2 separate regions of the Homo sapiens genome follow, and region 1 is linked to region 2. Evidence: read pairs that join two places in POLR2A ChIA-PET (ENCODE). Cell type or tissue: endothelial cell of umbilical vein. All regions are shown on one strand. Each heading gives the region's core, and the rest is flanking DNA. Links, peaks and the distances in the headings are about the cores only.

The links. ChIA-PET counts read pairs that join two places held together with the same protein. Peaks named below come from ENCODE experiments on the same cell type or tissue, not always from the same donor. Only the 100,000 strongest peaks of a DNase experiment are listed, where the experiment ranks them.
Region 1: POLR2A ChIA-PET joins it to region 2 with 9 read pairs; 2 of 35 experiments call an interaction of 5 or more read pairs at or near these places.

Annotation. Positions count from the first base shown.
Region 1 is chr16:87,104,734-87,109,733 of GRCh38, forward strand. No RefSeq gene overlaps it. Among named protein-coding and RNA genes, the nearest start is that of LINC02181, 49 kb to the left of the region's middle. In endothelial cell of umbilical vein, for the core only: no CTCF peak of the experiment used is centred there; no DNase peak of the experiment used is centred there; H3K27me3 peaks cover 342 bases.
Region 2 is chr16:86,834,723-86,842,869 of GRCh38, forward strand. No RefSeq gene overlaps it. Among named protein-coding and RNA genes, the nearest start is that of LINC02188, 120 kb to the left of the region's middle. In endothelial cell of umbilical vein, for the core only: no CTCF peak of the experiment used is centred there; a DNase peak (open chromatin) is centred at 2,129; H3K27ac peaks cover 1,795 bases.

The DNA.
Region 1 (5,000 bases), core at 1-5,000, 270 kb after region 2:
CAGACATATACACCAAAAATATTTTCTCCCATTCTATGGATTCTCTTCTAACTTTCTTGATTATGTTCTTTGAAGCATATTTTTTAAAATTTTTGATTAAGAATAATTTATCAGTTGGGGATGGTGTGCTTATTTTTATGTCTTTTTTTTTAAACATGACTTAATTCAAGGTTGTAAAGATTTTCACCGATGTTTTTTCTAGAATTTTTATAGTTTCAGCTCTTGTATTTCAGTCTTTTATCCATTTGAGTTTATTTTTTATGTGGTGTAGGGTAGCAGTCCAACTTTGTTCTTTTGCATGTGGGTATGCAGTTGTCCCAGCACCATTTGTTGAAAAGACTATTCTTTCCCCATTGTTAAAAAGCAATTGCCCATAAATGTATTTCATTCCATGGAGTTCATTAAATGCATTCTATGTGTTCTATTGACCCATATGCCTCCCCTCACGCCAGTGCCACAGAGTCTTGATTCCTGTAGCTTTGTAGCAGGGTTTGAATTAGAATGGTGAATCTTCTAACTTTGATCTTCTTTTACAAGACTTTTTTCTTTTTCTTTTTCCTTTTCTGAGAGAGTGTCTCACTCTATCGCCCAGACTGGATCACAGTGGCACAATCTCAGCTCACTGCAACCTCTGCCTACCAGGCTCAAGCAATTCTCCTGCCTTAGCCTCCCAAGTAGCTAGGATTACAGGAAAGCACCACTATCACCTGGCTAATTTTTGTATTTTTAATAGAGATGGGCTTTCTCCATGTTGGCCAGGCTGGTCTTGAACTCCTGACCTCAAGTGATCCACCTTCCTCGGCCTCCCAAGGTGCTTGGATTACAGGCGTGAGCCACCACACGCGGCCACAAGACTTTTTTGACTATTCTGGGTGACTTGCATTTCTATATGATTTTAGAATCCCCATATCAATTTCTACAGAACACCCAGCTGGGATTTTGACAGTAATTACATTTAATCTGCACCAATTTGAGGGTACTGCAGTCATAACAATATTAAGTCTTTCAACCCATGAACACAGGACGTGTTTCCATTTCTTTAGATATTTTTTAATACCTTTCAACAATGTTTTGTAGTTTTCAGAGTAGACATTTTACATTTCTTTAGCTAACTTTATTCTTAAGTATTGTATTATTTTTGATGCGATTGTCAGTGGAATAATTTTCTTAGTTTCATTTTCAGATTGCTCATAGCTAGTGTATAAAAGTATAATTGATTTCTATATGTTGATATCATCTTATTACGGCTGAGCTCAAGATCAAGGGAAGTTGGGTTCCTGAATCACCATCTGGAAAAATGCCTGCCAAACAAATACAGTCAAGCATCACAAGAGCAAGAAATAAACTCATCTTGTGTTAGGCATTGTGATTCGGGTTTACCTGCATAGAAGCTGCCATCCCCTTAACTAATACAATGTCCAATATAAATGCCACTTCCTTTCTTGATCACTCTCTCCCTAAATTAGGAGCCCTCCCTTGATTCTCTTTCTTCTTATTTGTTTTCTCCTTAGGCTTATTAAAACTTGTAATTCTTTAGCTACTGTGTCATTCCTATAATGTCTTCCCATAAAGGCAGAGACGATGTCAACCTCCTTCATCACCCTATCGCCTTCTTTATACAGCATCTAAACATTAGGCAGGTGTGCGGTAAATGCTTATTGAGTACATGAACACATATTTTTCTCTTGTGGCTTGGCTTCTGCTGCCACACTTTGAGCTCTTCCTTAGTGCTACGCAATGGCTCAGGGCTTCATGTGCATCGCATCTTACTGAACCCTCTTGGCAGCCTTCTGAGAGAGCTATTAGTGTTCCCATCCCACAGTCCGGGAATGGGGGCACCAGAGAAGTGAGATCGCCTCCCTGCTGGTACTTAGCTATTATAATAAGCAATAGAGTCAGAATTTAAACAAAAAAGTGAATGCATTCTTCCACAAGACATCCTCTCAATCACTCTGCAATTAAATTTCTTGGCCATTTCCATAAGAAGATCCACTTCTGTGGACAGCCCTTTAGCTACTCCAAGTCTATCCAGGCAATGAGTGCAGATCTGAGAGTCTGGGGTCCTCATAGGTGCTGAGGTCCCAGCTAGAGACCATCCAGTGGAAAATATGGTGGCTGGAGAGTAGAGGGGTTGCCTGAGCACAATGAGGAACTTTTCTCTCTTTGCTTCCCCTTTGAATCTCTTGGTTTAGCTTACATATGAGGAAACTGAGGCTCAAAGAGGCTAAATAACATACCATAGGTCACACAGCTAGTGCATGGCACAGCTTGGGCTAGAACCCAGGTCTAATTTAACTTCCCTCTCCTGTCCCCACGATCCTGCATAAACAGGTGTGTCCGGATCGGATGTGTCACTTAGAGGTAGAGGAACAGCCACACTCAGAACGTCCTCAGAGGATTTGCTGGCTGCCAGTCTGGAATATGCCTTTTGCAAATATATTTTTAAAGTTTTGCACAAGAGCAGAATATGAAATACTCATATATAAATATCTCCCTCTCTGCTCTGTTTCCAATGCCACATTCACCCTGATTTATGGAAGCATTTCCTTGCAATAAGATATGCTGGAAAGTTTGAGTTTGGCTCAAGAAGAAGTGGAGTATGTTAATTTCAAGGCAAATTAATTAAAATGCAATTCAAGCTCTTTGGAAATAACACAGAAACAGTCTTCAATGCTTGGTGTTCATCCAGACAGAAACAGGCCCTTGTGCCTTTGGCCGGCATGGAGACAACCTCACTTTGTCTCATTTTCATCTTAGACTTTTGATTTCATCCTTCAAGGAGCTCAGCTCTGAGTATCATCTAGCAATTTTGTCATTAGTATTCCGGTCTTTTCACCTTTTCAATATTAAACACAGAGACTACTGAGTCAGGTGGCACTTTAATCAGGGTCCCAGCAAGAATCAGATGGTATATATTAAAAGAAGGTAATTTGAGGAAAGTTTAACACAGGGAATTCCAAAGGTGTAGGCAGAATTTAAGGAAGCCAACAAGGGATAGTGCAGAACCCCCAGGTAGTATCACAGTGGCTGTTACCACCTGCAGATCTACAGGAGGATGGCCAGGGTGACAGGTGCTAGAACCCAGAGAAGGAAGCTACAGAACGAGGGTCATGTGACAAGAGCTATGGCCTTTGGCAGAGGTGCTAGGCAGAAATAAGGCTGAGGGAACAATGCCCCGATCTCATTTCTGCCACCCTCTGATCCTCTGCCATGCCTCCCACTGGCCAAACCCAAGCAGAAAGTGGGAAGTTGGGAAGCCACCAATGCAGCCTGTGCAAGGCAGCCTCCTGGGGCACAGGACAGGGTGAGAAGGTGAAAACTGGATCCAAAGGGCCCACGGAGGACATCCAACACAGGTGGCCTCATCTTTGTCGCTTTCTAGATGTGTATCCTCAACACAGGACTTAACCTCTGTGACTCAGTCTTCTCTTCTGGCAAATGAAGATCACAATGGCCCCGACACTAGAAACTTTGCTGTGAGGATGGACAGAGCAGCCCTTCAGCCATTCATGGCTGCTGTCAATATACCCCCCTGGTCATTCATAGGACTCCATGGGTTGGGAGTATCAAAGTCTTAGTTATTGAAAAAGAGCTCACGTCTTGGTCCCTTCTTCCCATGTCCACGTGAAAACACCTTGAGATCTCAAAACCACATACCCCACACACCACGGGATGATAAAAACAACAACAATGACATAAATAATATAACTACCCACAATTATTACAGGGGTTAAATGAGCTGATGATGCATATTTAGCACTTGGAACAGCATGTGAACCAAAGTAAATGTGGTAGACTGAAAAACATGGCCCTGAGTTTTCACAGCCTTAGAAATGAGATGTTGCATCTCCTCCCAGGAAGTTACAGGTAAATTCTATTTTCCCACCCCCTGCATCTGAGCTCGTTTTTGGCTGCTTTAACCAAATAGAAAGTAGCACAAGTGATGGTGCAACAGACTTGAATCCAGGCCTCAAAAGGCCTTGTTCCCTCTCTCTAGAACTCTGCACCTACAAGTGGGCAGCCCAGCCAGCTTGCTGCAGGAGGAGAGGCCATGCAAAGCACAGGTCAGCTGTCCATGCTCAGGCCTCTCCCACCCAGACCAACTAGCCCCACGCAATCCAGAAGACAACCACAGATGCCAGAAGAACCACCCAGATAGTCCCAGCACAAACTGCTGTAAAATTACGAATTAAACAAAGGTATTGTTTTAAACTGCTCTGTTTCTAAGCTGTTTGTTATGCAGTAAAAGCTAATTTATACAGGAAGTATTCAATAATTGCTAGCAGTTATTATTATTGCTGTGATTTTATTAGTAGCAGAATTAATCAGGCTGCTTGGACCCTGAGTCATCCATTCCCCCACAAATATTTGTACAGCTCTTCAGAGCCATGGACTTTCCCTGTATCATCTCATTCAATCTTCATAACAACCCTTCTAGGTAGGATTGTGATTCCCATGCTACAGCTGGAGGAACTGGGCTTCAGCAAGGAGACTTGATGCTGGTCCAGGAGGTAGAAGAGTCAGACAGGCCAAAGTCTAAGGCTGTCATCGCTGGGTCTCTTGGGATGGTCATTTTTACATTGCCTGGATTTTCTCTAAAATGTGACACTATCTGAATATCATTTGATTTTAATCACCTTGTTACAGTATAACCCTGTTACAGGATGGATAGTTGTATCTGCCCAGTGGGTTCACCTTGCCTACTGCCTAGATAGAGCCAGTTTATCAAGACAAGGGAATTGCAGTAGAGAAAGAGTAATTCACACAGAGCCGGCACGGCGGGAGACTGGAGTTTTATTATTACTCAAGTCAGTTTTCCTGAGAAGTTGAGGATCAGAGTTCTTAAAGATAATTTGGTGGGTAGGGGCTTGGGAAGTGGGGAGTGCTGATTGGTCAGGTTGGAGATGGAATCATAGGGGGTCAAAGTGGGGTTTAATTGCTGTCTTTTGTTCCTGGATAGGATCACAGATCTGGGTGAGCCACATTACAGGTCTGGGTGG
Region 2 (8,147 bases), core at 57-5,056:
GCAGGAGGACAAGGGCCTTATTCCTCTGCTCACCAGTCTGCCCTCAGCAGCCACCGCTGGCACTCAGTGTGTTTTCAATAATCGTGTGTGGCTGAGATGCAGGCGGGAAGCAGAAGGAAGCCTTGTCTGCCACCATCAGGCCGTGTTGTAAGTGCAGGTGGCCCTGGGCTGCAAGTTTTCAACGGGGACATTAATCCCAAAGCGACGTCCTCGAGCATCCTTCTATTCTGCAGCACTGCACTGTGCTACGAAAGAGCCGGGACAGAAGGCCAGGTTGCAACCCAAGTCCTTCCATTTTTACTGTAGAACCTGGGGCCGAGTGATGAACCATCTTTAAGGCTTGGCCTCCTCATCTGTAAAGTGGGTCTGAGAGCAGTGCCACAGGGCTGCGTAGCCCTGAAGATAGCCCCGGAAGTAGGGTACTGAAATACCTACTCAGGACACCCCAAGGAAGTGCCCAGTCAACACCCAGCCAGAGAACAAACTGGGCAGTGCAAGTAACTCAGCTCTGGAAGGCTCCCCCTAGTATTTTACTAATAACTAACACTTAAACATTGCTGTCAGATCACAAATATTGTAAGCAAACATCACTCTGCCGTTGCTTGCACAATGAATGAGTGCAAGGCTGGCGATTTGGGGAGCCCATCTCAGTCATCAGTTCTCTCCCTGCAGGGACATTGTTTCACATGGCAGGGTTGTCACCTCAAATGCCTTCAAGAGCATGCAGGTACCCAAAGGAAGGAGGCAGCAGGGGTTAGGTATGACCTTGCTCCCAACCAAGGACACCAAAAAATTGAAAACACAGTGGTCACTCAATAAAATCTATCTCCAGGTCATCCTACAGGCTAGCACTTTGCAACTCTGATACATTGCATGGGGACACTTGATTACTGGTGACAATTCCAAATGAGATTATTTCAGGTCCCCAAACCCTTATTTGAAACCCCTGGGGCCAGATGCATGCATAATTCAGAAGTGTCATGGGTCGTGGAAGGTAACATGGTGCACAGACCCCACATAATATAACTCCCCACAGGGTTTGGGGCAGCCTTTCACGAACAGTTCTGCAGGGAGTGTTTCAGCATTCAAGCTAAGAGGGAGAAACTGAGATTAAAGACAGTCTCACGCATGTTCAGGGTAGCAAGTTTCGCTGCCAGTTGAGCTTTTATTATTTTTTTATTAGATTTTCACGTTTGGGATATTGGAATTGCTGAAAAGAGATTGTGGATCTGTGAGGCCAGGTTCTTAGTCTCTCAGGCAGACCCTGATGCACCGGCTGCCTCTAGTGTCCCTCTGTCCGTTTCCCCGTGGCCTGGGGAAGAGGCTCCCTTGTCCTCCCGTGTCCAGTGCCACGCCACCTCCTCTGTTCTTCTTCCCTCATCAGTGGCCTTCCCATCCAGGCTTCTGAGAGCTGCGGAGATTTTTTCCTCTCTGCATATCTTGCAGTGTTCAGACTCTCAGCGCCAAGGCCAGTTTAGCTGCTAATTGAGCGGAACAGCACCAGATGAGCCAACTGATATTTGATGAGCAAAGGCGGATTCCACGCTGGATCACCAGTGAGCCACGGTGATGGGGGCTAGACTTGCGTCCGATGAGCAAAGGCGGGTTCCACGCTGGATCACCAGTGAGCCACGGTGATGGGGGCTAGACTTGCGTCCGATGAGCAAAGGCGGGTTCCACGCTGGATCACCAGTGAGCCACGGTGATGGGGGCTAGACTTGCGTCCGATGAGCAAAGGCGGGTTCCACGCTGGATCACCAGTGAGCCACGGTGATGGGGGCTAGACTTGCGTCCGATGAGCAAAGGCGGGTTCCACGCTGGATCACCAGTGAGCCACGGTGATGGAGGCTAGACTTGCATCTTCTGACTCCTACTTTGGGGTGTTTTTCTCTAAGCTGCAAGAGGCTCAAGAAAAAAAAAAAAAAGCCCGGGTATCCGGCAGAGGACAGCACGCCAAGGCTGAATCTGGAGAGGAGACGCGTGGCCCCAATCCACTTCCATCTTACAGACCTCTGTTCTTTGGCAACCCTTCTTCCTGAAAGTGAAAATCCCTTTTGTCTGTGGGAAAAACCTCATAAAAAAAAAAAAAAAAAAAAGCCCAACTGAAAAACACATTGGTTTCTATTCATAATTGGGGGTGGGGGGGGGGAAGGAATTTCACACAGATTCAACACATACATGAAAAATAAAAAGAACCAGTGACTCAGAGGCTGACGTGTTTCCCATTTCCTAATAGCCTTAATTTTTTAGGTCACTGCTCAGCTATTCAAAGACTGTCTCATTTAAAGATGATTTATTTATCAAGGACATTGGGAGAAGCCCAGTGAGTGTTGAATCCAAAAATGCCACAAGCAGGCCCCTCTCTGCTCACAAACAGAATGGCAACTGCCTATTTCTCTAGTTGTTTCCAAAGAGCCGCCATGTTCAGAAACCTCAAAGTGGTGAAGACAGGTGGAAAATGGTGAATATTTTGAATTTCTTCCCTACAGATAGGAAGCGGGGAATCAGAAGAAGAGGAACCAATTTCAAAACAGACAAAGCTGGGGCCTGACTAGAATTTCCAGCCACTCTTTCTGCATGGCATGTTCTGGCAAGGTCTGTGCAAAATGAAGAAACCTTCGAATAAATTTCATTCCGCGGTAAAATACAATCTCAAGGCCTGAGGAATTTGGAGAGATTTGGAACTTTTGACCCCTTGGCTAGGTCTGTCCGTCCAACAAGTGTGAAGGAGGAGGTCAGCTCCAGCTCCCAGTCAACCATTTAGGTCAGAGAATGATTTCACCAAGTCAGCAAGGTTTGCCACTGTCAGCTGCAAACCTCCACAGTGGAATGAGTGGCATGGGTGCAGCCCTCTTTGCTCTTGTCAATGAAAACCTACTCCGTTGACAACAGGGTAGAGAATAATGGCAACAGAGAATATGACTGGGGGATTAGCACCTTCAGAGGCTGCAGGGCAGGACTTGACATGAATAAGCCAACTCCTCTTATGGATTGAATTCTGTCCCCCCAAAAAAGCATTGAAGTCCTAACCCCCGATACCTGTGAATGTGGCCCTATGTGGAAATAAGGCCTTATGTAGATGATCAGCTTGAGACAGTGTCACAGGGTGGTGGGCCTCCTAGGTATGACTGGGTCCTTATAGAAGGGGGAATCTGGATGCAGAGATGGACATGCACAGAGGGGAGGCGATGTGAAGACTGGGAGGAGACGGTGCTCTAGGAACCACGGAACCCCTGAGGCTACCAGGAACTGGAGCGAGGCCTGCAGCAAAGTGTCCCTCGAGCCCCAGAAGGAACCAGCCCTGCCGACACCTCCATCTCAGACTCGTGGCCTCCAGAACATGGGAGAATAAATTTCTGTGGTTCTAAGCCACCTGGTTTATGGCCCTTTGTTGTGACCGCCCCAGCAAACTCTTATACCCGCACTGTGTGAGGTGGGTGTCTCATTATCCCCATGTCATGAACACAGTGCTAGAGAGAAATGCTACAGAAACCAGAGGTTCAAACAGCAGGTGAATAACACCGTCAAGATTTGAACTCAACTCTCTGTGACCATAAAGCTCCAATTCATCACCACATCACTCCAAGGTCCTTGTGAGTTGTGTCTCAGGAGGGGACATCTGCTTCAACCCCCTCAATGTATGAAGGAAGTCAAGGATACCAAAGAGGTCAAAGATCACACTCAACATCACCCAGCCCATCAGCAGTCAAGTTGACGTTGGGGACACAGCTCACTGCCGGGGCTCCATCCCCTCTCCTAGCTGGCCCTCATCATGTTGGCCAGGGAGCCACTCTCAGCCAGGCAAGGAAAGAGCACTTTTCGGTCTGGAGTTATAGGTGGTGCCCCAGGGGTGCTCGCTCCATCAGAAGGGCAGGGGGCAGAGCAGGGGTGGTTCTGAGTGGAAGTGCAGGCCATGGCCCCCACCATACCAGGTTTCTTTCTCTGGGGCATGCATGCCGGGGAGGGACACAGTGAACTGGGGGACAGAACACCTAGAAGAGTGAGGACACTTATTTCCAGAGCATTAGTTTGCTCCATGGTGAGTTGTTGCAAATATTTTTACACTGAAACAATCATCATAACTGATCTCAGAATTATACTTAGCTGCTGATAATAGAGACCTAAAATACAAGTGGCTCACATGAATTGGGAGTTCCTTCTTTATGTGAAGGAATGGTGACCCCTTGGTGTCATCAATACCCGAGCTTATTTTCCTTTCTGCTCCACCATCCAAAACATGTCGCTTCACTTAGAGATTGCCTCATTAGCACAAAATGGCTGCTGAAGTGCTTGTCATCACATCCGGGCAGGAGGAAGGAGGAAGGGGTGAGAGGAATCTTCCAGGCGAATTAGTTCTTCTTAAAGAGCCTTCCTGGAAACCCCTACATATTGACTTCGGCATGTTGGTCATGTCTATATGCAAAGGAGTTTGGGAAGTGTTTTTAGATAGGCATCCAATTATTAAGTGATTCTTTGTTGTTCAGTGATTAACCGTCAAAGCACCCAATAATTAAGAGATTCTGTAAATGAGGGAGAAAAATGGACATTGAGTAGGCAAATAACGTGTCTACGACAGCAATAGATTATCAGCATAAAAAATGGTGTGCATTTCCAAGATAAACCCTATGACTTGGGAATGAATTTAGGTTTATGATAGTCTGCTTTCGTCTGGGAACTCCTGGTAACCATATGCTTTCCCCTATATGCACTATTAGCACAGTGTGAAACACTGAGAAACCCTACATAGGCAAGCTAAATAACCTGACCAAGGTTATCCACTTAAGCAGTGGCTGAGCTGGGATTTGAACCTGCATTTCCTCAGACCAAGGAGACAGTTCCCACATTTAAGAAAATGATCATGTTTTATACTGCGGTATCCATATAGGAAGGGGCCATTGCAAGAGCTCAAATAACTTTGATTAGAAAATAAGACTGACCGGGCACAGTGGCTCATGCCTCTAATCCCAGCACTTTGGGAGGCTGAGGCAGGCGGGTCACTTGAGGTCAGGAGTTCGAGACCAGCCTGGCCAACATGGTGATACCCTGTCTCTACTAAAAATAAAAAATTAGCCGGGCATGGTTGTGGGTGCCTGTAATCCCACCTGCTCGGGAGGCTGAGGCAGGAGAATCTCTTGAACCTGGGAGGTGGAGGCTGCAGTGAGCTGAGATCGTGCTACTGCACTCCAGTCTGGGTGACAGAGTGAGACCCCGTCTCAAAATAAATAAATAAATAAAATAGAAAATAAGACTAAGACTGCACTTGGGGGTTCCGATTGAGACAACCAGGTAGGAAGGGAGGGTACAGAGGAAGGAAGACCCCGTGTGGGATGACCACCAGGCACCTGCAGCTTTGGTGATTCCCGAGAGAGACGAGGCAGAGACGGGTGAGAAACATAGAGACATTTACCAAAATGAAATTTTAAAAGAGAGGAAGTTTACTTAAACCTCTTAGAGTTATCCCTCCACAAATAAGTAACCCTTCCAAGCCACAGCATCCTGATAAATTTCCCTTGGAGCTGCCTCAGGAAAAGGTCAGAGCTGATGGTGGGGCTGAGCATGCACGCAAACCCCATCCCTGCTGCTCTGGTCCTCCCAGCTGGACTGGGCACAAGGCGGTCCCCTCGGTGGGTCTCAGGAATGTAGGCAAAGGAATGATTTTGTCCAACCTGAGGGCCTTCTTTATATCCATGACTTAATTTTTGTTCTATTTAATTACAATAGCAATGGTGTTTCTTATGAAGAACAATCCAACCAAGATCTCAGAATGCCAAGTGCAATAGTCCTACCAGTCCACATCCGCAGAGGGCCCATTTTGGATCCAAGTGCAGGGACAGGGATGCATTCCATGGCATTTACATGCAGATCTCATCTCAACGGACCTGGGCCTCCTCCAGGGTGGGGCCCCTCCCTTGTTCTTCCCATGAGCCCCAACCTCTGTGATTGGCCTCTGGCTGATTAGTCAAGAACAGGAGCACTGAGGGTGGTGTATTAGTCAGAGTTTTCTAGAGGGGTACAACTAATAGAATATATGTATATATGAAAGGGAGTTTATTAAGGAGAATTGACTCTTATGATCACAGGGTAAAGGCCCACGAAAGCCTGTCTACAAACTGAGGAGCTGAGAAGCCAGTGGTGAATCACTCTTAGTCCCAAAACCTCCAAAGTAGGGAAGCCGACCGTGCAGCCTTCGGTCTGTGACCAAAGGCCCGAGAGCCCCTGGCAAATCACTGGTGTAAGCACAAGAGTCCAAAAGCTGGATAACTTGGAGTCTGATGTTCGAGGGCAGTAAGCATCCAGCACGGGAGAAAGATGGAGGCCACAAGACTCAGCAAGTCTGCTTTATTCTAGCTGCACTGGCAATGGATTAGATAGTCCCCACCCACACTGAGGGTGGGTCTGCTTCACCCAGTCCACTGACTCAAATGTTAATCTCCTTTGACAACACCTTTACAGACACGCCCAGGGACAATACTTTGCATCCTTCAATCCAATCTGGTTGACACTTAATATTAACCATCAGAGGTGGCTCTGGGTGTGTGTCCTGAGCTGTGCAAGTGGTGCCTGTCACTCCTGGCCATTCTGCACCTCTGTTTCAGGGAGGGTGGTGCTCTAACTCTCCTCCTCCCACCAGTCTTTCTCTTATTTATTGAGCAAATGCTAAGTGGCAGGCTCTGGCCCGAGCACTGGGAGCACACATCCTATTCAGCCTTTTCCACCAACCGCCAGGTGGGTGCCATTATTACCCCAGTTTAGAAACAAGACTCGTTAGCTTCAGGACAGCTGTGTGTCTTGCCCAAGGTCAAACTCCAGCAAGGACAGAAATCTGAGATGCTGCTTTGGGCCTGCCTGGCCCTAGAGCCCCAGCTGTGAAGCCTGCGGTCCACTTTGGGTGCCAGCCGTTTGAGGGGAATGGGAGTAGCTTCCAGGGGGTGGCTGAGCCCATCTTGTGTCCTTAGAATAAATTAGCAGGAAGTAGCTGCACTAGAAAACCAATGTTTCTGTAAGCAGGAGACCAAAGAGGGCCCCCTCTCCATCCTCTTTCTTTCCCTGGGGTGTTCTTCTTTGCTCCATTGGGCGATCGTATCGTGAGCTGCAAGGGTCAGGAAGCCACACTCTGAAGCCATCTAACGGCCGCGTCCGGGCCTCCAGGCCTCCCTCCCTGCCTCCATTCTCCTCCCTGGGCACCTGTGTGGCCCCCAAGTCTCCTCTCCACTCTCCCCACTTGAAGCTGAGCTGCGGGCCCCTCCCAGGTCTCTCAGGATGGACCTCGCCAAGCCCCTCCAAGCGTCCTGAAGGCTCCACTGCCTCTCTTGCCGAGGGCCTTGGCGAGCACATCATGCCTGGCTTTGCTGAGCAGAGATGGATTGAACCTTTAGTCTCGGGCAGGTGCTCTGTTCCCAGAACCTCAAAGTTACCCCAACCTGTCTATGCTGGACTCTTGGCCAAGGGCCCACAAGGAAGCCCTCAAGGAAGTCTTGATGTTGTAGTTGGGGGGATAAGAGCTGACCCCAAAATCTAGAGAAAGGCCCACAGGGCCAGAAGCAGGGTGAGGGGTGGCACCCAGGAGGCCTTTGGGGTGGAGCCCTACAGGACAGAAGAGTTCGGCCCTGTGCACATGCTTAGAAGGGATGGGAGGAAAATTCTGGAGGTGTGAGGATGCTTGAAGGAAGGCAGGGGTGAGGTGTGAGGACCCTGAGAGAAGACAGGGGTGAGGCGTGAGGACCCCTGAGAGAAGGCAGGGGTGAGGCGTGAGGACCCCTGAGAGAAGGCAGGGGTGAGGCGTGAGGACCCCTGAGAGAAGGCAGGGGTGAGTGTGAGGACCCCTGAGAGAAGGCAGGGGTGAGGTGTGGGGACCATTGAGAGAAGGCAGGAACTGTCCAGGGGTTAGCGAGAAAGAACCCCAGAGAGAGACACCCTGCTGGCCAGTGTGATGAGACTAAAGCTGGAGGCAGAATGTTTGATGGAAGAGTTGGTCTGAGGCTCAGGCACGCATGGTGGCTGAGTAGAGGTGTGTCCTCACCACACTGAGGGTTAGAAGAGGAAAACCCGGCAGGTGCCTTTCATACACCCACACCCTCTTTTTGGGAACAGTGACAGACACAACGCGTAAGATGAGAATTTCTCGTGTGTGACAGTCATCCCCCCAC